Linked DNA regions of Homo sapiens: regions 1 and 3 are each linked to region 2. Evidence: chromatin loops called from intact Hi-C (ENCODE). Cell type or tissue: mammary epithelial cell. All regions are shown on one strand.

What was found. Hi-C counts contacts between places; a loop is a spot of excess contacts. Peaks named below come from ENCODE experiments on the same cell type or tissue, not always from the same donor. Only the 100,000 strongest peaks of a DNase experiment are listed, where the experiment ranks them.
Region 1: it touches region 2 in a loop (2.9-fold over the local background); 1 of 110 quality-filtered maps calls a loop at or near these places.
Region 3: a loop joins it to region 2, with 6 times the contacts of the local background. A loop is called at or near these places in 1 of 110 quality-filtered maps.

The regions. Positions count from the first base shown.
Region 1 is chr4:150,670,434-150,678,433 of GRCh38, reverse strand. The region is part of intron 37 of LRBA (LPS responsive beige-like anchor protein); the gene reads left to right. Among named protein-coding and RNA genes, the nearest start is that of MAB21L2, 92 kb to the right of the region's middle. In mammary epithelial cell, no CTCF peak of the experiment used is centred here; no DNase peak of the experiment used is centred here.
Region 2 is chr4:150,298,010-150,306,009 of GRCh38, reverse strand. It overlaps LRBA (LPS responsive beige-like anchor protein), which reads left to right. Exons shown (of 57, transcript NM_001364905.1): 53 at 3,218-3,385. Among named protein-coding and RNA genes, the nearest start is that of DCLK2, 220 kb to the right of the region's middle. In mammary epithelial cell, a CTCF peak has its summit at 7,948 (motif pointing left); a DNase peak (open chromatin) is centred at 3,319; H3K27ac peaks cover 788 bases.
Region 3 is chr4:151,081,854-151,089,853 of GRCh38, reverse strand. No RefSeq gene overlaps it. Among named protein-coding and RNA genes, the nearest start is that of RPS3A, 14 kb to the left of the region's middle. In mammary epithelial cell, no CTCF peak of the experiment used is centred here; no DNase peak of the experiment used is centred here.

The DNA of each region.
Region 1 (8,000 bases), 370 kb before region 2:
GGGATCTGTCTCTACCACAGAGGCATATTGCAGTACTGATACTGAGGAGCCATTTTTTTCTTGTGTAGTATGTATTATATGGTCACAGTATAGTTGTGTCATATAATTATACATACTTATGGCACTAGATTTGAATTTTTATTATTAGTCAAACCTTATTTGTACTTTTCTTTCTTTTTTTTTTTTTTTCTTGGAGACAGAGTCTCACTCTGTCACCCAGGCCGGAGTGCAGTGGCAGGATCTCAGCTCACTGCAACCTCCCCATCCTGGGTTCAAGCAGTTATCCTGTCTCAGCCTTTGAAGTAGCTGGGATTACAGGTGTGTGCCCCATGCTAAGCTGATTTTTTTGTATTTTTAGTAGAGATGGGGCTTCACCATGTTGGCCAGGCTGGTCTCGAACTCCTGACCTCAAATTATCTGCCCACCTCGGCCTCCCAAAGTGCTAGGATTATGGGTGTGAGCCGCCATGCCTGGCCTATTTCTACTTTTAATGGCTAGAAAAATGTATGAATATTATCTTTTGTATATTTGTGATGTACTAATTACAGGCCTGATACTGAACATATGGGAATCAGAGAACTATACACTTTTCTCTTTTCTTTTTTCTTTTTCTTTTTCTTTTTTTTTTTAAGACATGGGATCTTGTCGTGTTACCTAGGCTGGATGCAGTGGCGTGATTATAGCTTACTGCAACTTTGAACTCCTGGGCTCAAGTAATCCTCCCACTTCAGCCTCTCCTGAGTAGCTAGGACTACAAATGGGAACCACCATGCCAGGTTAACTACATTTTCAAAGAATGAATATAAAGCAAAAAACCACATAATTTCATTGGCAAGTAACATGTTTTGCCATATTCAAAATTGAATATGTGCTTTTTATAATTCTGAGTAAAATATTTTTGTATAATTTCAAAGACATAAGGAATAAAATAAACTTATGGCATCCAAGTGTCAGCATTAGTCAATATATTACAAAAGTAAATAAAAACAAATTGAAAAATAAATTCAAGTTGTTGCACATATGCTCATTGAAACATTAAAAAATTTGTAGCATTTTTGGAATATCCTGCAAGTCTCATTATGCAGTTTTTCTTCAAGTCTCCAGTTTTTCTTGATATTCTTTCCTCCTATCTTCTGTGGCATTTATAATCAATTTATATTGCAGAATTTAGTACTTGACAGTAAGTTCTATTTCTTTGTTTTGTGTGTAGATTATAAGATTTTAGCCTTATGTTATTTCTGTAGTTCTTAGCATAGTACTGAACCTACAGTATGTCATAAAGAAATCATTTTTGGGGGTTGGGGGGTCAGGTAAACTATTAGTCTTAAAATTTTCATTATGCTGTATGAACTGAGAAATATTTGTTTCAACCAAAGCAGTAATAAATTTTGAAAAATAAAATTCAAAATATTTTATCATAACTAGTTGTAAACTATGAAGGATAAGATTGATTCAGAGATTAAGAGGAGTGTAATAGAAGTAGAGTATGTCTGAAAAGAGATGTACTATAGATAATACAGACTTGGGAATTTTGGTTTCTGTTTGTAAAGAACACTTTTCTTTGACAATTAAGTTCTGAGTAGATGAGAAAATTTTGAGATTCAGCAGATAACTAGAAGTTGTAGTTTGGGGGTGCTTGAACTTTTAAGTCTCTGTAGTAATTTTTGCTATAACCAGAAATTTTCAGAAGTATTCCAAAGGGTTGGGAGCAAATAAAATTATTTAAGGAATTTGAGAAAATATTATGGTTTTATATGGGTCTAGAGTGAAACCAAACAGTCTTAAAAAAAAAATCCCAATATGAGAATCACTTGAGAACCACAGCAATAATTTAGCCCAGCCTTGAAGTTTGTTGACAGGGCTGCTTCTACTTCAGGACCCTGTAGGCTGTTATAATAGCTGATATTTGACGTTTCAAATTTTGTTTCTCCTGCCTATTGGAACAATTCTTCTTTTCGTATTTATTTAGTACTGGCTGTATACCACTTACTATGCACATTTTGGCACTGTAGAAATCAATATGAATAAGACAAATATATCGCTTGCCTTCATGTAACTTTTTCTCTAATAGGGGAAATAGAAAAGTGAAAAACTATAAATAAATAGCTTAAAAAGCAATGATTATAATTTTTCACTGTAAATGGTCATAAACAAGGATATATTTGGAGGTTATAAAAGGGCTTTTTTAAAATGTTGTCTTTCTCTAATACAAGATTAGTGTGATTTTATGGAAAGAGCACTGTGCAGTTTGATGCCTTTGTATTCTCAGCCGTTGTCATTAACTGGTTATGTGACAATGAATAAGCTAAAAAAAAATAAGATCATAATTTTCATATACATTCATTATAGACAAATTGCAAGTGAGAAGAAAGTAATAGTCTGTTTGCATAGAGCTTGAGGTTTAAAGAGGGGAGATGTTAACACAAATAACTTACTGCAAATATATGGGCAATCTTACTATTAAAATAAGTTCATTGGATAGTAAGGTCCTCTTCACCTCTAAGATTGTGTGATTCTAAAAGTTTATTCAAGAATTAGAAAATAAAATTTAGAGCTTTATATGTTAATATCTAGGCTAGATATGCTAGTATTTTAAATAATTATAATAATAGTGATGTGAATAATAGGTGATACTTACTGAGCAATTAATTTTGAGCCAGACACTGTGCCAAGTATTTTTATTTAATTAATTATTTAATTAATTTATTTATTTTTTGAGACGGAGCCTCGCTTTGTCGCCCAGGTTGGAGTGCAGTGGTGGGATCTCAGCTCACTGCAAGCTCCACTTCCCGGGTTCAGGCAGTTCTCCTGCCTCAGCCTCATGAGTAGCTGGGACTACAGGCACGTGCCACCACACCTGGCTGATTTTTTGTATTTGTAGTAGAGACGGGGTTTCACCATGTTCGCCAGGCTGGTCTCGAACTCCTGACCTCATGATCCACCTGTCTCGGCCTCTCAAAGTGCTGAGATTACAGGCATGAGCCACCGCGCCCAGCCCTGTGCCAAGTATTTTTATAAGGATTATCTCATCGTATCTTAAAAACAGAGCAATGAGATAGGTAGTATTAATTGTCCCAAGTTTACAAATGAAGAAACTAGAGCTTTAAAAGTTTGTTACTTGACCAAGATCCAAAGGCTAGTATATTGAGTAGTTAACATTTGAACCCAGGCATTCTGACTCTAGAGCCTGTACTCATAACTATCATGCAACTTCTGTTTTGTTTTTTTGTTTTTTTGTTTTGAGCTAGGGTCTTGCTCTGCCACCCAGACTGGAGTGCAGATCACAGCTCACTGTAGCATCAACCTCCTGGGCTGAAGCAGTCCTTTTAACTCAGCCTCCCTGAGGCTCATGCCACATCTGGCTATTTTTTTTTTCTTTCTGGGCAACAAAGTCTCACTATGTTGCCCAGGCTGGTCTTGAACCCCTGGGCTCAAGCAATCTACCTACCTTGGCTTCCAAAGTGCTAGGATTATAGGCGTGAGCCATTACACCCAGTCAACTTCTTAATATTAGTAGTTGGTATTAGTTTGGTTTTTGTTCTTGTGGTTTTTTCGTTTTGAGACTGGGTCTTGCTCTTTTGCCCAGGATGGAGTGCAGTGGCATAAACATGGCTCACTGAAGCCCTGACCTCCAGGGCTCAAGCAGCCCTCCTCCTTCAGCCTCCCAAGTAGCTGGGACCACAGGCACATGACACCATGCCCGACTAATTAAGTTTTTTTGTCGAGATGGGGTCTTACTGTGTTGCCCAGGCTGGTCTTAAACTGCTGGCCTCAAGTGATCCTCCTGCCTCAGCCTGCCAAAGTGCTGGGAATTACAGGCATGAGCCACTTCACCCAACAGTATTAGGATGTTTTTTAATTTTTATTTTTGAGTGTTTACAATTTGCCAGGGATTTACTGAGCCCTTTACAAACATTATTTCATTAAATCCTCACAACAACCCTGTGAAGTGTATATTATTATTTCTGTTTTGCAGTGGAATAAATGAAGGTTCAGAAGCATTCTTGGTTTTTCAAGTAATAAAGCTTTTTTTTTTTTAGACTTTACTGTTTGCTACTTCAACTGTGGTGAACAATAAAAGGCTGTGACTGTTTGACTTTTTGTATTCTGAAATACTTGGGTCAGGATCATTCTTATTCTGTTGAGAATTTGATTTCTCTTTCCTTTCCCTACTCTTTTACCTAATGATTTTTACCTTTACTTCTTTAGCCTGTTTTCAAATTCATTTTTATGCAAAAAAAAAACCCCAAAACCAAAACACCACAAAAATTACTTTTTTTTGTAAATACTGTTCTTAGTTAGAACCCCAATATATAAAATGGATAAAAAGGAACCATCCTAGCTGACATCGAAAGCTCATGGGTTTCTTACTCACTGCTGCTCAAGGCATCTCACAATATGAAAATCACTCCCCAGCCCATTAAGGAGATAGGTTCCAATGGCAGCTTGTTATAATAAAAGGGAAGTGGAACCTAACCTCTTAAATCATAATATATGACTCTTTCTGGCATTGTCCAGCCTCCCTATAACTCTCATTGTCTTGTATTGAATTATCTTGTTTAAAAGTATAATTAATTTTTAGTAAATAACACAATATTATTCAAATATTAGTATGAAAGTGATACATGATTGGACCCGGATTAAAAACCAACCACATGAATTGTTAATACTAAGTTTATGAAGTGTAATAATTGTGTTGTGATTATATAAGAAAACATCTTTGTTCTTAGTCAATAAATATAGATAAAGGTTGAAGTGTCATGATATTTGTAACTAACTCTCATTTGATTCAGAAAAAAAATAATGTCTATCACACATATGCCAAGAGAGACTAAGAGGTAGCATGATAAAGCAAATGTACTGAAATGTAAGCAAGGTGGGAAATTTAGATGTAGGATTTATTTTTTTAAGTGTTCTTGCAACTTTTCCTTTAGTTTTTAACTTTTGCTGGGAAAAATACATCTGAGAAAATACTGAGAGAATTCCTGTTATGAGTTTTCCTTATGTTTTATTCCTCTATCTGTGGATAACTGAGAATTAAAACTTGGAGTTAAATATGAAATAGCTGGATATACAATGACTTATCTTTTTTCACCAAATATGTAATTAGAAATTTTGGTTGTATATGCCGAATTAGAAATTCTTTTACTTAAAATTTTCGGTTTAGTAAATTCTTGTCAATTTTTTTCTGTCTTAAAAAATAATACTTAGATTAATGTATACTTTCCTTCAAAATATCTGATACAGTGATATATAGAGATTTTCAACACTGTAGGTCATGAGAGAAGTCATTTATGCCTCTCCTTGTTTTATGGATGAGCAAGTTATTGTGGAGAACTTAAATGATTTGCTTAAGAGTATACAACTGGTTTTCTGGCAAAGCCAAGACTCAGAATCCTACTCTCCTGACTCCCACTTCACCATTTTGAGAATGACTGACTAAATCAGTCAGTCATTTGTTCGTCATTCCAAGGGTCTTTTCCTTCCCTTCTCCTTACTACTTTCCTTTCATTCTTCCTTCCGTTGATGCATTTCTAAATAAGTTTTCAAAATAGATTTGTTATGGAACTAAGAATTACTGGACACCTATTATGTGCCAGGCTTTATGCAAATTACTGAGTATATAACAGTAGAATAGACAGACTTGGATACTGTCCTCACGTAGCTTAGAATTTAACAGATTGTTGCTTTGAGTGTAGTTTAGATTTCCTTTTATTTTCTGCTTCCCCTGGTATCATGCTAAACCAGTCCTATAGCATTGTGTGTTTAGAATGTTGTTACTTATATCTCTGATCCAGATGATAATTTGGAAAATTTCCAGAGAGGGTATTTTTAATACGGAGTATTTATTATCAAAAAATTAAAAAAAATAAATTATAATAACTTTAGAATACTAAAGGATTGATATATGAAAAATTGCTTTTCTACAATTATTTATAAAAATGCATTAGGAAATTGTAGATGTACATTTTCTTAGTTTTACTTTTACATTTCTGAAGTTTATGGTACCTTAGTAAGTATATACTTCTGCAAAAGCAGAATGTTCACTGTCAACAGAGAGTATCTTCTAAAAAAAAAAAAGAAAAAATCGAAACTTTATTACATATGGGCATCTTCTTGTCAATGTTTACTACTGATGTGTTGGTTCTGAACTATAGCTGTCTATTAGAATCACCATGGGATTATTAAAAAAAGTACTGACGCCTGTACACCTTTCCCAGGATTCTGATTTAATTGGTCTGGAAAATGGCTTGGTAGTTAGTATTTTTAAGAAGCTCCCCATTTTATCCTAATATGGTCAATGGTAAAAATCACTGTGTTTAAATAGTCAAAGATTGGATTTTCCTGTAATTGCTTTTGACTAACAAAATGAGCATTCCTAGAAATTGATGTTAGAAAGGTACTTTAATGCTTTATATTATACATTCAGATTTCCCAGAAATGTTACACCTTGTTGTCTCTATCCTCTGCTGCATTTTACACACTGCTAATTTCCTTAAACAGTTCCTTCATATTGCCTTGCTAATCAACAATTTGCAATAGTTGTCTATTGTCAGTTGTCTGTACTCAGGCATTCATTTCAGACCTTGCTTTCCCTGTGTTGATTCACTCTCCTCCCTTTCTTGCTGGCTGCCCTTGTCTCTGTCTCTCTCTTCTTCCTGAAGACTCAAGCCTTCTATGAACTTACTTACCAGGGTTTTAGTGGGAGCACAGAAGTCCTTTTTATGTTTATAGGTTCTTCAGTTTTCTCATGTAAAGTAAGGATGCTATTTGTCCTACATGCAGGTCTCCTTGTGCTATTGTGAGAATAAATGTGACAAATGAGAAATTGTATGTACTTTTATGGGTACTTAGTGACTGATTTGTAATGAATTAACTACCTGAGGAAATAAAAATTGTTATCACATGTTAAATCATTATCATCAGAACAAAATCTAGTACTTGGCAATGTACTATTTAGTTCTCTAATTCTATAATGAATATCTCTTGGGTATATCTGAGGCAATCAAGAACACCTACGAAAAGGAAAAGATTCCTAGATGAAAACGATGTTTCAGAGCATCTACACTCTTGAAGCTTAGGTGCTTGTGAAAGGTGAAGGAGCTAATATGTAGAAAGGCATATAGAACAGTGTCTGACATATACCATGTAAATGCTTAATAACTGTTAGCTGTTGATTTGTACAAAAAGAGATACAGGAAGGGTTGAATCATAGACTAATAATATTGATTATCTGCAGCAGGTAGGTGAGAATGTGCTGGAAAGGACTGGGGAATGGGAACAGAGTACAAGCAATGAAAGGGGAGTGACAGTTCTCTGACTATACCTTTTGTATGCTTTGGACTCTTAGAACCTAATCTCTCTCTCTGTCTCTCTCTCTCTCTCTCTCTCACACACACACACACACACACACACACACACACACACACACATCAGCTATGTTGTGGGACAAAGTGAAAATCTAACAGCATTACAAATGAACAGCATAATTGCTCCAATAATTGTGGGGGAGAAAGATAATGAATCTAAAATTCCTTTATATGTATCCTAGGATTAGAGCAAATAAGTAAATATATTTTGGATAGTAAAAGCAAGATTTCTTTCTTTTGGAGAAAGGAGTTACAAATAAGGAGAGGAAACTCTAGAATGAATCCTGTGGTGATTGATTGGAATGAAATATCAATGTGAATTTATTGTTATGTGTACACACATAGAAAGATGATATAAACAATTACATATACATGTGTTAGTATGCACAATTAGCATACATACTTATATCACCTAGCCCTGTCTCCTGAGAAGACATAGAAGCAGTGACAACCAATGATAAAATGCAAACCTAGTTCCCAAATCTTAGTTTCTGTATGCCATTTGTTAACTTAAAAAACTAGATCTTTTTGGATAAATGGCTGATTTCAGAGCTAGGAAAGGGCAACTATAAGATTATCTTGTGGTGCCAGAAGGTAAGGAAGTACTCAAAAATGGGTAGCAGCATGTCA
Region 2 (8,000 bases):
TGGTAATATTTGATATTAGTGTGTGGAGAGGTGGACTGGTATTAAAGGAAACAAAAAATAAAGGTTGAGGAACACTTATAAGATTATCAGAAAATAATTTACCAAAAAGAGCAGCAGGTATTTATATGCTGTGATTTATTTAGGAGGAGTGAACCTCAACCTTATAGCAATAACAAATATTGCTGAGGAAGGCTGCCAGAACAGGAAAAAGTAAACTTAAAAAAATAATGTTTTCCAGAGTTGAGCCCAAAGTATAAATTGTAAAGAATAAAGTTAATTTGTGTTAACATATAAAACCCTTTAGATGTAACTGCTTAAATGTCACTCTCTCATTTAGATCTTCCCTGACACCCAGTGTAAATTTGTTCTATCTTGTTATTGTCATTAATCCAACCTTGTTCTTTTATAATACTCATCCCTATTCATAATTATATACCAGTCTGGGTTTGTTTAATGACTGTCTGCCCCACAAGACTGTAAAGGCTATGAGGGCAGGGACCATGTCTATTTGTTCACCACTGTATACAGGTAAGAAGGCCTAATGCTTGGCACTTAATAGGTGCTAAGTATTTGTTGAATGAAAACTAATTGTGATAACTTTTTGGAAAACAATCAAAACACTAAAAATTTTGAAAAGGAACCACCATGACTGAATGTATGTTTCCTTACACTGACATTGGAGAAACAGAGCAGTGACTTCAACTCATGAGAATTACCATGTGACTCTTGTAAAACTCTGCCCCTATATTTAATCCATCCCACCTTTACAGCTACATTTTTTCCCTTTGTCCTCACATGAGTTGGAAATTAAGTTACCAAGTGAATAGCTGTTCTTTGCAAGCCTCCTACTGCACTAAGAACACCTGGGTTTCCTCTATGTCGTCTACCTCAAGTACCTGGTTAGTTATTTCACTCCTCCTCACTCCTACAACCCACTGATTGTTGGGTTTCAAATCTGAAATAAGCCTGCCCATACATAATCTATTTAAATCACACCTATATTTTATGTGCTCTCAGCATTTAGGCATAGGCTAAAGCAGAAGTCATATATATACTCTATGATCACATCACTATATGATGTATTCATGATGTATGATGTATATATGATGTATTTCTTTCAGTAGTTAAAATACATGGATTTAACCTTTGATTTTCTAGTTATTAATAAGACTGCTTTCAGCTACCTAACTTTTGTCTTATCCTATGTAAGGCCTGCGTGTAATCTGATCCCCGCCAGTTTACCACTGAACCTCCACATTCTGTTTGTCATGTAAATTGGAAATGAAGTAAAAATTATTATATATTTCACATTTAATTTGCTCAATTTTTTTTAGTTCTTGAAGGTCTTGGATTCTTTTTTATTCTTTATTGATATAAGCTTATTTTTTAATGAAATGTTTTGGTGTCAACTTAAAAGGCTGAAGAAATTCAAAAGTGAACATCTTGAACATTTAGCAGCTAGAGACACTTGCTTTGAAGTCTGCTCTCCCTTAATCACAGGAGAAAAAAAGTACTATATTAGTTTTGCAACTTGAGATTGAAGTGAATCTGATTTTAAATTTATTAGAAGTAGGCTATATGCAAGACTGCCACTCATGAATGAAAACATGTATTTGACTTTTCCATCTGATTTAGATAATATTTCAGAATTTTATTTCTAAATTTTCAGCCTTCATAATAAGCCTTAGATTTATTAAAATCAAGAATTTTAAAAATTTAATGTAAATATTATCTTATATTTATTATCTTGAAAAGTTAAATACACTTGATATGCCAGTACTTGGGACCTTAACCTTTTAAGAAGTTTACAATGTATTACGGGTTAAACACATAACCTATTTAGGCATATTAATTTAATTTTCAGCTTAGTAGCCTTTTTTTCTTGAACATCGGAATTATATTTTATAATCGAAATATAAAAACTTATTTAAAGAAAAAGAAAGCCATGCTGAATATTAAGGGTAGACATTGTATGGCATTCATCTGTAGACTCTGTAGACATTTCAAAGGAAATATGTAAGCTAGAAATTCTAAAGATGGAATGGGGGTCTGTCACAGCTATTTAATTGTTTAGACAAGTTTGTGTGAATTACTACCACCATATCTGGTTAAACAAAGATTCTTAAAGGGTGAGGGCTGCTGGGCACGGTGGCTCACGCCTGTAATCCCAGCACTTTGGGAGGCCCAGGCGGGTGGATTACAAGGTCAGGAGATCGAGACCATCCTGGCTAACACAGTGAAACCCCGTCTCTACTAAAAATACAAAAAATTAGCCGGGCGTGGTGGTGGTGGGTGCCTGTAGTCCCAGCTACCTGGGAGGCTGAGCAGGAGAATGGCGTGAACCTGGGAAGCAGAGCTTGCAGTGAGCCAAGATCGCGCCACTACACTCCAGCCTGGGCGACAGAACGAGACTCCGCCTCAAAAAAATAAATAAATAAAAATAACAAAAAAGGGTGAGGGCTTTACTTTTTTTCTGACACCTTTACATGAACAACTGTTCTGTGTTTGAAGCCCTAGATATATAGTAAGTTTACTGGGTTCCTCTCCTTTGTCCCCAGTCATTACCATCTTGATTTCACCCTCAAGGAATTTTCATCAGAAAATTAAGACAAAGAATCACCTGGCTCAAATTGCAATCACAATATATTAGTTCTTTCATCATAATTTCCATATAATCCTGATTTGAAAAGGTAGAAGCTCTCCAAAGTGTCTTATATTGTCTTTGTATAGATCACTTAAAACAAGAAATACATTAAATCTTCAGTAAATCAGAAATAGGTTTTTATTAGTGACATCTAAATTATGAGTACTTTTACAGAAAAGCAACTAAGTTTAATTTTGAATCATATAGAGTAACTCAAGAAAGTGTTAAAATGGTTCCAAAAGGGTTCTCCTGGGCCTGCTTTAATCAGTAAACATGATTCATTTGTAATTTATAGAAGCCATTTGTAATGATACAGTGCCATGGTCCTCAAGTATTATTTGTTGAAATAGTTTTAACACATGCCTTTCAAAAATGTTAACAATTTTCAATTGTTTTTTTGTTGTTCTTGTTAGCATGCAAAGAAAACTGTTAGGTTGGACCATGTCAAATTATTATAAAATCTGAATTATGACCATCAGAGTTCATATAGCTTCGTTGTTTTACAAGTTATCTGTTCACTAGAATTTTTATTTTTTTAATAGCATTTTTAAAGAAAATTGTTTTGCATTACAGGAAGATTGATCCAAGTGGTGTTTGGCCATTGGGATGTCGTCACTTGCCTTGCTCGTTCTGAGTCATATATTGGGGGAAATTGCTACATTCTCTCAGGGTCACGTGATGCAACTCTTTTGCTGTGGTATTGGAATGGAAAATGCAGTGGGATTGGAGATAACCCAGGCAGTAAGTATGACTCATTTTTTAAGTAAACTTTTACAAGGATGTAGAGAATAACATTTTGCAGTAAAGTTACCTTTTTGTTATGGTAAAAGTGAGACAGGATTATCAAGTATTTTTTATTTATTATAATTTAAGAATGATCCAAATAGCCTCATTATCAATTTTGTGACCATTGATAATTAAAATCTAAGCATGAAATCTTATGTTTCATATTATAGGCTATTCTTATGATCCAAAAATTCTAGTTCTTCATTGGAAATAGCTGTCACCAAATAAAGTAGTTTTTATTCATGAAGATACAGCATAAAAGAGCAATCACATATTACCTTGTTTATTGAATTCATATTTTAAAAGAACAAAATAAAAATAATAATTTCATAGAAACAAACTAGTCTTGATAAAATTATGCTTTCATTTATGTATTAAAAAGATAAAACAGGTCATAAAAGGCCAATGTGGAATACTCAAATTGGCTCTTGGTTTTTCAGATGGGAAATGAAAATGTTCACCAACAGCCTTAAACATCTTTATGAAACTATGCTGAAGGCAGTAAAACAAAAAATGTGTAACCATTTAAAATTGTAATTCACAGAAGGCAAAAAAGGAAGCAGCTACCATTAAAACCAATCGCACACAGCTGCAGAAAAGAAATGGCTTTAGAAAAACACATTAAGAAGTAGGAAAAAACAATTAAAGGGACCACCTGAAAAATGAGAATTTAATTAAAATGATTATGACAACACTGTAGAATTCCTGCAAGAATAGCTTTAGATTTTTACTTCAGAAGGTAGAGCATTTTAACTGCTCTTAAATATTTACAGTTTCTTAATTTAAGGCAAGTTGCAATGTATTTGGTTAAGGAAGGATCACATTCTTCCTGATGACTTTACCTGAATACCCGGTCCTTGCTCTGTCACTCCACCCCAGATTGTGAAATGGTCTAAATATGTTTAAGTCCATCATATCTTGGATTGACTTCTCAAAGCTGTTCTTAAATGTATAATATTTGTATGAAAATGAACCTTTTTTTCAAAACATTTAGTCAAATGCTAGTATAATGTTAAAAGAAGTGTGTGTGAAGTATTTTTCAAAGCTGTTTCTTATTATGTACATTATAGACTTTGATGTGATAGGTAAATACAGTTTTTATTCAATGAACGTCTAATAGATATTTCCTGTTTTAATCAAAAAAGGGATAATTTCCTATGCAAATAGGATATGAAAAATAATGTTAAGCCTGTGATGCTATTGATAATACAGACTTTGTGATCAAATTGTAGTGTGTGTATATGTCGGGGAGTAGGTGTACATGTATTTCACATTTATACAGACATCTCTGTAATTACAATAGAAATTACAAAGATGCAAATTTCAGGGATTTTGTTTTTCATATTCTTTTGAAAAGTACCATGTTCTTTTCATCATGAACACAATATTCTGGTCCTTCTTCCTGTCTGTCCTCTTAGAATAAGTGACTCCTTTCAATTTCTTTTTTCTGGTTTCTGTAAATCCAGTTACCGAGATTCACTCAATTATCTCAGGCAAACCTATATTTAAAATTGATAATAAATCTACCATTTTGCTATTTATCTCAAAATATTTAAGAACTTTTTCTTGCCTTAAAAATGTAAGGTATTTCATGCACATAAAGAAATCTGAACACACATAGATATTTGGGTTCTTGGTTTCTTGTTTTATTTTACTTAATCATGTTCTCTATGTTATACACCGTCATTACCAATGTGTATTCTAAAAAGCAGCTAAAGACCTATTAGCTACACTTGTATGTAATTACTATTGCATTTCAGAAAGTTAAGTATGCCTTAAAGTTAGGAATTTTCAGCTCTTCGCAAAGGAAGAAAGTATGATATATATCATGATATATGTATACATTTAAATATATTTTCATATGTTTAAATACTTTGTAACTCAACCTAGAGATTGTTTTTACATGCATGGCCTTTAAAAAACGAATTAAGTAGGACTGAACAAATCCTGGGGTTTGTAGTAAAAAAAAAATCTAAGTTCCAAGCTTTGCTGTGGTCCTTCTGTCTTGTCTGTAAAATGAAAGCAACAACAGAACTGAGTTAAGGTGTTATCAGAAGCACAGGATGATTAGAGCAAATAAATCACCACAAAACACCATCTTGTTGGCATTAGAGTAAATATTATAATGTTATATTTTTCATAGCGTACTTCATCTATACCCTCTCATTGTCTGCAGTATGGTGGACATTACCTCCTAGTAATGCTAGCAATGAAAAGAAAAACAATAAAAGAATAATATAACAGCACATCTAATAAAAATTTTAGAAAATTGTAATGTATCTTGACTGAATTAAATTACCTTTCTCAAAGTGAACCTTATCCTTTCAAGCCCCTGTATAATGTCTGATGCCCCGATTTAATTTTGCTTCAGCTTTGAAAGATGAATCCAGGAGAAAGACAAATAGGCACTTTTTCTTATAATGAGAATTTACACATATTAGAATAGAAAAATGGAAAATGCAATCTACGCTTTTCAAAAGAAAATGACAAACAAAAACAAAGACATTGTTACCGTGTGTAAACTGTTTCAAACATTCATGCAAGCTGGTTCGGATTTTATAAGCCTCTGGCTCATTGATGGTTCCACAATGCAGCTGCTGAAGTCAGAGCTTTTCAGATGAAGGGTTTTAGGTTATGTGTATTCCTATATTGTACCTCTTAGATACAATGTAAATGACCTTTAAGAAGTGGTGAAGCGTGTATATACATATAATTGCAATATGTTCTATAAATGCACATTAATACCTCAACTTTAAATTTTTTATTGTAGACTTTTTCTTTCTTGAAGGGAAAATAGATAAAAGAAAACCAGGTTATTGCTTTTTCTGCATTTTATAGGTCTATCTCAGGGTTTTTTTATTTAAAAAATCATGGGAATAGGTAGTCATTTTACTTTCTAGGGTCATAAGCCTACATACACTGTTTTTTCCATATCTAATATTGATGTTATATGTAAAGTTGATAGCTGTATGACAAAGTTTTAAAAATATCATATTATCTAATATTAATATACATACTGCTTTGGCAATCTCAGGCTAATTCAAACTGGATAAAACCTATAAATACATCGCTTCTCAGCCTTTTGGCTAAGATCAAGTGTAAAACCTATAAATACTGTAATTTGGGGCTTTAAAAAGTGTAAATGTTTTATGAAGCCTGCCTAGACTACATAGCAAAAGGCTTATTTTCCTGTATACCAGATAGTTTTTCATCTTTGACTCTATTGTTTTGTAATAATTATCTCCTGTGGAATGCAGTTTTTTCAATGAGAAGAAAAATGAATATAGGATTCCATTTAATTAGGGATTTAAAAAATGAAATTAACCAAGAATATTTCACTGAGAGATGTTTTGTACATGAAAGCATGGCATCTCTCTCTCCTTGTCCTAGTACTCTGTGTTTTAGGACTGAGCCTTGTCACCAAAGTGCTTTTCCTGAGATAGTTATTTCACCTTCAGAATAATGCTCTCCAGACTGTACATTTTTAAATTTTGGAGAAAATGTTCCCCAGTGCATTCCATTGATAAATAAATACTTTAAACTTTGACATGATCTTATTTAGATAAGCAAGATGAATATATACAAAACAGTTATTATTTATTCACTTTTATATTCATAAACATGGATTTAAAAAATTAAATGTTTATTAGGTATTTTTAGATATCTGAATAATATCTTTTAAAGCCACATTCGATCAGCTTCAGAAGCAAATGGTTGCTAACTGTGAGGGTGTTGCACAGATTTGTGTGTGTAGTATTTCAGTAATACATTTTCCATTCTCGCATTCTGGTTTTGATTTGATTGAAAGGTGGCATTTTTTTTCTTTTCCTCATTGCAATCAGACATGCTAATCTATGTCAGCTTTCTCCTTTATGGGATTGGCGTCTACTGAGAAAAAAACCTAACTTTTCTTCATAACAACAAGATTCTGTTCTTTAAGAATATTTCAGCACCGTTAATTAGAAAGAAGGTTTTATTAACCATAAGGCTAGCACTAACAGACCACAGAGCTGTTTTTTAAAGTACTGTATGCCATAGCTGCCCTGCTTTTTCTCTGTCTAAAACTTCATTTTGTTATACGCTCATCAATCACTTAAGTCATTACCGTAAATCCTACTGTTGTTAATTTTACTAGTATCACCCTAATGAGACATTCCTGCTATAATTAAAAATGAATTCTAACTTTAAGGCATTCTAAATTTTTTTTAATGAATTTAGAATGATCTTGCCATGTGACTATAAATACTACTGATACACATAGACTACTCATCAAGTCTGTAAGAAAAGTAGTATCATAACATGTCCAGGTGTGAATTATTTACTGGCTGCCTCTGTGCACATGTGCTTATGTGTATGCATATTTTTGTACACATATTTAGGAATTATGTCCTTTTTATTGTGAAGCCTAGTATGTTTTACTGAAGCTACTGATAAATTCTTATTCTTTGTCTTGCCAAAATTTAGGTGGATGTAATATAAACAATATTACTCTCTGTAAGTAGGTGTCCTAGAGCACCATCTGCTGGATGCATTTGGGGACTTAATGTTGGGAAACATGAAAATTGGTACT
Region 3 (8,000 bases), 780 kb before region 2:
AATTTGTAATTAATTGACATGACTTCAATTCCAGCTTCCTCATCAAATAGTTTTGTAATCACAGGCAAGTCACTTAATCCCTCTGTGTTTTAGGTCCCTGTAAAATGGAGGTAGTAATGCCTGTCCTACCCACCTCAAAGGATTATTGGCATTCTCTCAGTAAAATAAAAAATACATAGAATGGTGATTTTTTTCAGTTATTTTTATTTTTATTATTATTATTTTTGAGACAGAGTCTCGCTCTGTTGCTTAGGCTGGAGTGCAGTGGTGCAGTCTCAGCTCACTGCAGACTCCACCTCCCAGGCTCAAGTGATTCTCCTGCCTCAGCTTCCCCAGTAGCTGGGACTACAGGTGCACGTCACCACGCCCAGCCAATTTTTTTTTTTTTAAGATGGAGTCTCATTCTGTCGCCAGGCTGGAGTGCAGTGGCATGATCTCAGCTCACTGCAACCTCTGACTCCCTGGTTCAAGGGTTCTTCTGCCTCAGCCTCCCGAGTAGCTGGGATTACAGGCACGTGCCACCACACCCAGCTAATTTTTTATATTTTTAGTAGAGACAGGGTTTCACCATGTTGGCCAGGATGGTCTTGATCTCCAAACCTCGTGATCTGCCCGCCTCGACCTCCCAAAGTGCTGGGATTACAGGCATGAGCTACTGCACCCGGCCTTTTTGTATTTTTATTAGAGACAGGGTTTCACCATGATGGCCAGGCTGGTCTCGAACTCCTGACCTCAGGTGATCTGCCTGCCTCGGCCCCCCCAAAGGGCTGGTATTACAGGCGTGAGCCACCACGCCCAGACTTTTCAGTGATTTTTTTAAAAACTGCTATCATTGCAGGCTTTGAGCATACACCAGCATTCAGGGTGGTATGTCAAATAATTTTTCTGAGTACCTTGAAAAATGATCTCATACTGAATTTCTCTTTTTCTTGGAAATACCATGCAACCTCATTTTTCTATTCCTATTCCTGTTTGTGCATTTTTCCTTCCCAATAATTGCTAAAATGAGTAGTTTAAGTAATTTAAGCCTCTGGTAGTTACAATAAAATAATGAGAAAACAGGTAGAAGCTTTTGTTATATTATGGTGTGATAGGAAAATAAAATAAATCTTGGGACCCCAAAATCACTAAGTCAAAGGGAAAAGTCAAGCTGGGAACTACTTGAAAACCTGATTTTCTTTCTTTTTATTTTCATTTTTTTAAATTTTTGACAGTCTTGCTTTGTCACCCAGGCTGGAGTACAGTGGTGCAATCTCTGCTCATTGCAACCTCCGCCTCCTGGGTTCAAGGGATCCTCCTGCCTCAACCTCCCAAGTAGCTGGGACTACAGGCACATGCCACCACGCCTAGTTAATTTTTGTATCTTTAGTAGGACGAGGTTTCTCCGTGTTGGCCAGGCTGGTCTTGAACTCCTGACCTCAGGTGATCCACTGGCCTCAGCCTCCCAAAGTGTTAGAATTACAGGCATGAGCCACCCCACCCAGCCCCTGCCTTTCATTCTATTCCTTAAAAAAAAAAATAGCTACTAAGATTAAAAAGCTACATACCACCCTCACAGGGAATTTCCTTGTGGACAAAGGACAGACAGAACTCAAAGTCATCCCCTTGCTCACTGAGATAAATGCACATCTGATTGCCTCCTTTGGAAAGGCTAATCAGAAACTCAAAAGAATGCAACCATTTGTCTCTTAACATCTATGACCTGGAAGCGTCCTGCCCACTTTGAGTTGTCCCACCTTTCCAGACGGAATCAATGTCTATCTTACACATATTGATTGATGTCTCATGTCTCCTTAAAATGTATAAAACCAAGCTGTGCCCCAACCACCTTGGGCACATGTCGTCAGGACTTTCTGAGGCTGTGTCAAGGACGCGCGTCCTTAACTTGGACAAAATAAACTTCCTAAATTGACTGAGACCTGCCTCAGATATTTGGGGTTCACAATGGCAATGGGAAAGAAAAGATCGTGGAAATCCTGACCTAGTAGTGTAACTACCCGATGGCTTTCACCTTGACCACTGTCGAGATCTGGATTCATCAAGTCAGGAGAATTGCAATAGAGAAAAAGTAATTCACGCAGAGCCGGCTGTGCGGGAGACTGGGGTTTTATTATTACTCAAATCAGTGTCCCCGAGCATCCGAGCATTCAAGCATTCAGGAAGCAGAGTCTTTAAGGACAACTTGGTGGGTAGGGGGAATCCAGTGAGCCAGGAGTTCTGATTGGTCAGAGGTGAAATCATAGGGAGTCGAAGGTGTCTTCTGTTCCTGGGTGGAGGCCACAAGATCAGATGAGCCAGTTTATCCATCTGGGTAGTGTCAGCTGATCCATCAAGAGCAGGGTCTTCAAAATATCTCAAGCACTGATTTTAGGAGCAGTTTAGGGAGGGTCAGAATCTTGTAGTCTCCGGCTGCATGAATCCTAAACTGTATTTTCTAATCTTGTGGCTAATGTTCGTCCTACAAAGGCAATCCAGGCAAGAAGGAGAAGTGCTTTGGGAAAGGGCCATTACTGTCTTTGTTTGTTTTATTTTGTTTTGTCTCGCTCTGTCGCCCAGGCTGGTTGGAGTGCAGTGGCGCTATCTCAGTTTACCGCAACTTCTGACTCCCTGGTTCAAGCAATTCTCCTGCCCCAGCCTACTGAGTAGCTGGGATTACAGGCACCCGTCACCACACCCAGCTAATTTTTTATTTTTAGTAGAGACCAGGCTTCACCGTGTTGGCCAGGATGGTCTGGATCTACTGACCTCGTAATCCGCCCACCTCAGCCTCCAAAAGTGCTGGGATTGCAGGGGTGAGCCGCCACACCCAGCCTCTGTCTTTGTTTTAAACTGTAAACTAAGTTTCTCCCAAAGTTAGTTCAGCCTACGCCCAGGAATGAACAAAGATAACTTGGAGGTTAGAAGCAAGATGGAGTCAGTTAAGTTAGATCTCTTTCACTGTCTCAGTCATAATTTTGCAAAGGTGGTTTCAGTAGTAGAATTATTTACGTGATCTCATTGAATCTCTTTTAGTCCTCACGACATTGCTGCAGGGTAGGATTAGTGTGGAGCTAGAATTCAAACCCAAATTTGACCTCAAAGATTAACTTTTTTTTTTTTTTTTTTGAGATGGAGTCTCACTTTGTTGCCCAGGCTGGAGTGCAATGGTGCGATCTCGGCTCGCTGCAACCTCCTCCTGGTTTCAAGTGATTCTCCTGCCTCAGCCTCCTGAGTAGCTGGGATTACAGGCACCCACCACCATGCTCAGCTAATTTTTGTATTTTTAGTAGAGACCAGGGTTTCGCCATGTTGGCCAGGATGGTCTTGAACTCCTGACCTCAGGTGATCTGCCCGCCTTGGCCTCCCAAAGTGCTGGGATTACAGGAGTCAGCCACCGTGCCCGACCAAAGATTAACCTTTTCATCTAACAAATTCTCAGGTGGTACCTATGCTGCTAGTCTGGGGTCCCCATTATGTGAACCACTGGGCAAAAACTCTGCGGTATTTATCCTCCAGTACCTGTGTTCCGTGTTATTTTATGTGATTATGAGTCAGGTGTGGCCACAAGAGGAGATAAAGGAGATGCACAGGAAAATAGATAATTATACTTACAGGTCCTGAAGAGGGGGTCACTGCATACCATGCAGGGTCACAGGGGAAGCACCAGGTTTGGGTCAGGTGGCAGAAGCTAGAATTGGGTTTGAATTCTAGCTTGGGAAACCAAGGCTAGAGCCTTTATTGGGATTTTGTAGAACGACAGGGCAGAGTAAATGGTTAAGGCCTGGTGCATGGGTATAGATAGAGGCCATGGGGCTCTGGATTGGTTAGTTTGCATATAGAAAGCATGCTCTCAGCTGAGTTCTTTGCTATCTTTAACTGGCACCAGCCTGGGCAACATGGCAAAACACCGTCTCTACAAAACCATAAAAATTGCCTGAGCTTGGTGTCTCATGCCTGTAATCCTAGCACTTTGGGAGGCTGAGGCAAGCGAATCACCTAAGGTCAAGAGTTCGAGACTAACTTGGCCAATATGGCAAAACACCCTCTCTACTAAAAATGCAAAAATTAGCCAGGTGTGGTGGTGCATACCTGTAATTCCAGCTACTTAGGAGTCTGAGGCAGGAGAATCTCCTGAACCCCTGGGGGCAGAGGTCGCAGTGAGCTGAGATAGCGCCACTGCACTCTAGCATGGGCGACAGAGTGAAACTCCGTCTCAAAGATTTAAAAAAAAAAAATTAGCCTTGGTGATGTGCACCTGTAGTTCTTGCTACTTGGGAGGCTGAGGTGGGAGGATAGCTTGAGCCTGGGAGTTTGAGGCTGCAGTGAGCCATGATCACACGACTGCACTCCAGCCTGGGTAACTTGGTGAGCTTGTCTCAAAAAAGTAAAATAAAATAAATAATTGGGATTGAACACAGTAGGGCATGCCTATAATCCCAGCACTTTGGGAGGCTGAGGTAGGCAGATCACTTGAAGTCAGGAGTTTGAGACCAGCCTAGCCAACATGGTGAGACCCTGACTCTACTGAAAATACAAAAATTAGCCAGTCCCGGTCCCATGCACCTGTAATCCCAGCTACTCGGGAGGCTGAAGCACGAGAATCAGTTGAATCTGGGAGGTGGTGGTTACAGGTGGGAGCCAAGATGGCACCATTGCACTCCAGCCAGGGCCACAGTGAGACTTTGTCTTAAAAAAAAAAAAAAAAAAAGCCGGGCACAGTGGTGGCTCACGCCTGTAATCCCAGCACTATGGGAGGCTAAGGCAGGTGGATCACCTGACATCAGGAGTTCAAGACCAGCCTGGCCAAGATGGTGAAACCCCATCTCTACTAAAAATACAAAAAACTAGCCGGGCGTGGTGGTGGGCGCCTGTAATCCCAGCTACTCAAGAGGCTGAGGCAGGAAAACCCCTTTAAAAACTCGGGAGGCGGAGGTTGCAGTGAGCCTAGATTGCGCCATTGTACTCTAGCCTGGGCAACAAGAGTGAAATGCTGTCTCAAAAAAAAAAAAGAATTGGCTAGCCCTGGCATGGGCAATCACCCTAGACAGAAAAGTTTTTTCAGATTTCAAAACATCATTATATACAGAAAATAAAAAATGGCCAGGCGCGGGGCCGCACACCTGTAATCCTAGCACTTTGCAAGGCCAAGACGGGCAGATCACCTGAGGTCAGGAGTTCAAGACCAGCCTGGCCAACTGGTGAAACCCTGTTTCTACAAAAATACAAAAATTAGCCGGGCAAGATGGTGCGTGCCTGTAATCCCAGCTACTCAGGAGGCTATAATAGTGGGCCGGAGGTGGTGGCTCACACCTGTAATCTCAGCACTTTGGGAGGCCGAGGTGGGCGGATCACCTGAGGTCAGGAGTTCGAGACCAGCTTGGCCAACACAATGAAACCCCATCTCTACTAAAAATACAGAAATTAGCTGGGCGTGGTGGTGGGCACCTGTAATACCAGCTACTCGGGAGGCTGAGGCAGGTGAATCGCTTGAACCCGGGAGGCAGAGGTTGCAGTGAGCTGAGATTGTGCCACTGCACTCCAGCCTGGGCAACAGAGCTAGACTCTGTCTCAAAAAAAAAAAAAAAAAAAAAGTAAGAGCACTGAAAGGTAAGAGTTACAGACCAAGACCCTGACAATACCAAAAAAAAAAAAATTTTTTTGCCAGGCCTAGTGGTGCATGACTATATAGTCCCAGCTACTAGGGAGGCTGAGGTAGGAAGATTATTTGAACCCAGTTCAAGGCTAGCGTGGGCAACATAGCAATACCCCTTCTCTTTAAAATAAATATATAGGCCAGTCGTGGTGGCTTATGCCTGTAATCCCAGCACTTTGGAAGGCCGAGGTGAGCGTCGCCTGAGGTCAGGAGTTCGAGACCAGCCAGCCTGGCCAATGTGGCAAAACCCAGTCTCTACTAAAAATACAAAAATTAACCAGGCGTGGTGGTGCGTGCCTGTAATCCCAGCTACTCGGGAGGCTGAGACAGGACAGCAACTATGACTAAGTTGGATCTATCCTAAGAATATGAAGTTGGTTTAATATCTGAAAATCAGTAAGTGTAATACATCATATCAAATGCATTGACAAAACTCAACATTCTTTCATATAAAAACCCCTAAACTGGGAATAGAAGAGAACTTCCCTAATCTAATAAAAAGCATCTATGAAAAACCCACACCTAACAGTATACTTCATGGTAAAAAATGGGATGACTTTTCCCTAAGATCAGAAAAAGGGAAATGGGGAGAAGTTAGTCAAAGAGTACAAACTTTCTTTCTTTCTTTTTTTTTTTTTTGATACAGAGTTTCACTCTTGTTGCCCATGCTGGAGTACAATGGTACAATCTCAGCTCACTGCAACCACCACCTCCCAGGTTCAAGCAATTCTCCTGCCTCAGTCTCCTGAGTAGCTAGATTATAGGCACCCACCACCATGCCCAGCTACATTTTTGTATTTTTAGTAGAGATGGAGTTTCACCAGGTTGGCAAGGCTGGTCTTGAACTCCTAACCTAGGTGATCCACCCGCCCTGCCCCACAGCCTCCCAAAGTGCTGGGATTACAGGCGTGAGCCACCATGCCCAGCCGAGTACAAGCTTTCAATTAGAAAAACAAATAAATCCCGGGGAGCTAATATACAGCATGGTAACTATAGTTAATACTGTATTATATACTTGAAATTTGCTACCAGAGGAAATTTTTTTTTTTTTTTTTTAGACTGAGTGTCACACTGTCACCCAGGCTGGAGTGCAGTGGCACAATCTTGGCTCACTGCAACCTCTGCTTCCCAGGTTCAAGCGATTCTTCTGCCTCAGCCTCCCAAGTAGCTGGGATTACAGGTGCCCGCCACCATGCCCAGCTAATTTTTTGTATTTTTAATAGAGATGGGGTTTCACTATGTTGGCCAGGCTGGTCTCAAAGTCCTGACCTTGTGACCCACCCCCCTTGGCCTCCTAAAGTGCTGGGATTACAGGCATGAGCCACCATGAGCCACCATGCCCGGCCGTATATCTTTTTTTATTTTCTATTTTTTAGTCCTGATCATGGCAAGGACAAGGACAAGAGAGTAAATTTTTTTTTTTTTTTTGAGACAGAGTCTCGCTCCGTCACCAGGCTGCAGTGCAGTGGCGTGATCTCAGCTCACTGCAACCTCCGCTTCCCAGGTTCAAGCAATTCTCCTGCCTCAGCCTCCTGAGTAGCTGGGATTACAGGCGCATGCCACCACGCCAAGCTAATTTTTCTGTTTTTTTTAGTAGAGACGGGGTTTCACCATGTTGGTCAGGCTGGTCTCAATCTCGTGACCTCATGATCCACCCGCCTCAGCCTCCCAAAGTGCTGGGATTACAGGCGTGAGCCACCGTGCCCAGCCAAGAGAGTAAATCTTAAGTGTCCTCACCGCCCCCCAACCCCCCAACACATAGAGCTATGTAAGGTGATGGATGGATGTGTTTATTAACTTGATTGTGGCAATTGTTTCACATATATGTATACTTAAATGATCATGTTGTACACCTTGACAATATATATAATTTTTATTTGTCAATTATACTTCCAACAAGACGATGATGTCTACTCTCACTACTTCCTCAAGATTATATAGGAGGCTCTAGCCAGGGAAATAAGGCAAAAAAAAAAAGGATCCAGATTGGAAATGAAGAAGTACAACTACCTTTATTCACAGTTGACATCATTTTATATACAGAAAGTCAGATCGAGCTCAGTGGCTCATGCCTGTAATACCAGCACTTTGGGAGGCTAAGGTGGGAGGATCACTTAAGGTCAGGAGTTGGAGACCAGTCTGGCCAACATGATGAAACCACAACGCTACTAAAAATACAAAAATTAGCTGGGCGTGGTGGTGTGCGCCTGTAATCCCAGCTACTTAGGAGGCCGAAGCATGAGAATTGCTTGAACCTGAGGAAGCGGAGGTTGCAGTGAGCCGAGATCGCACCACTGCACTCCAGCCTGGGTGACAGAGGCTGAGTGATCCTGTCTCCAAAAAAAAAAAAAAAAAAATAGGAAAATCA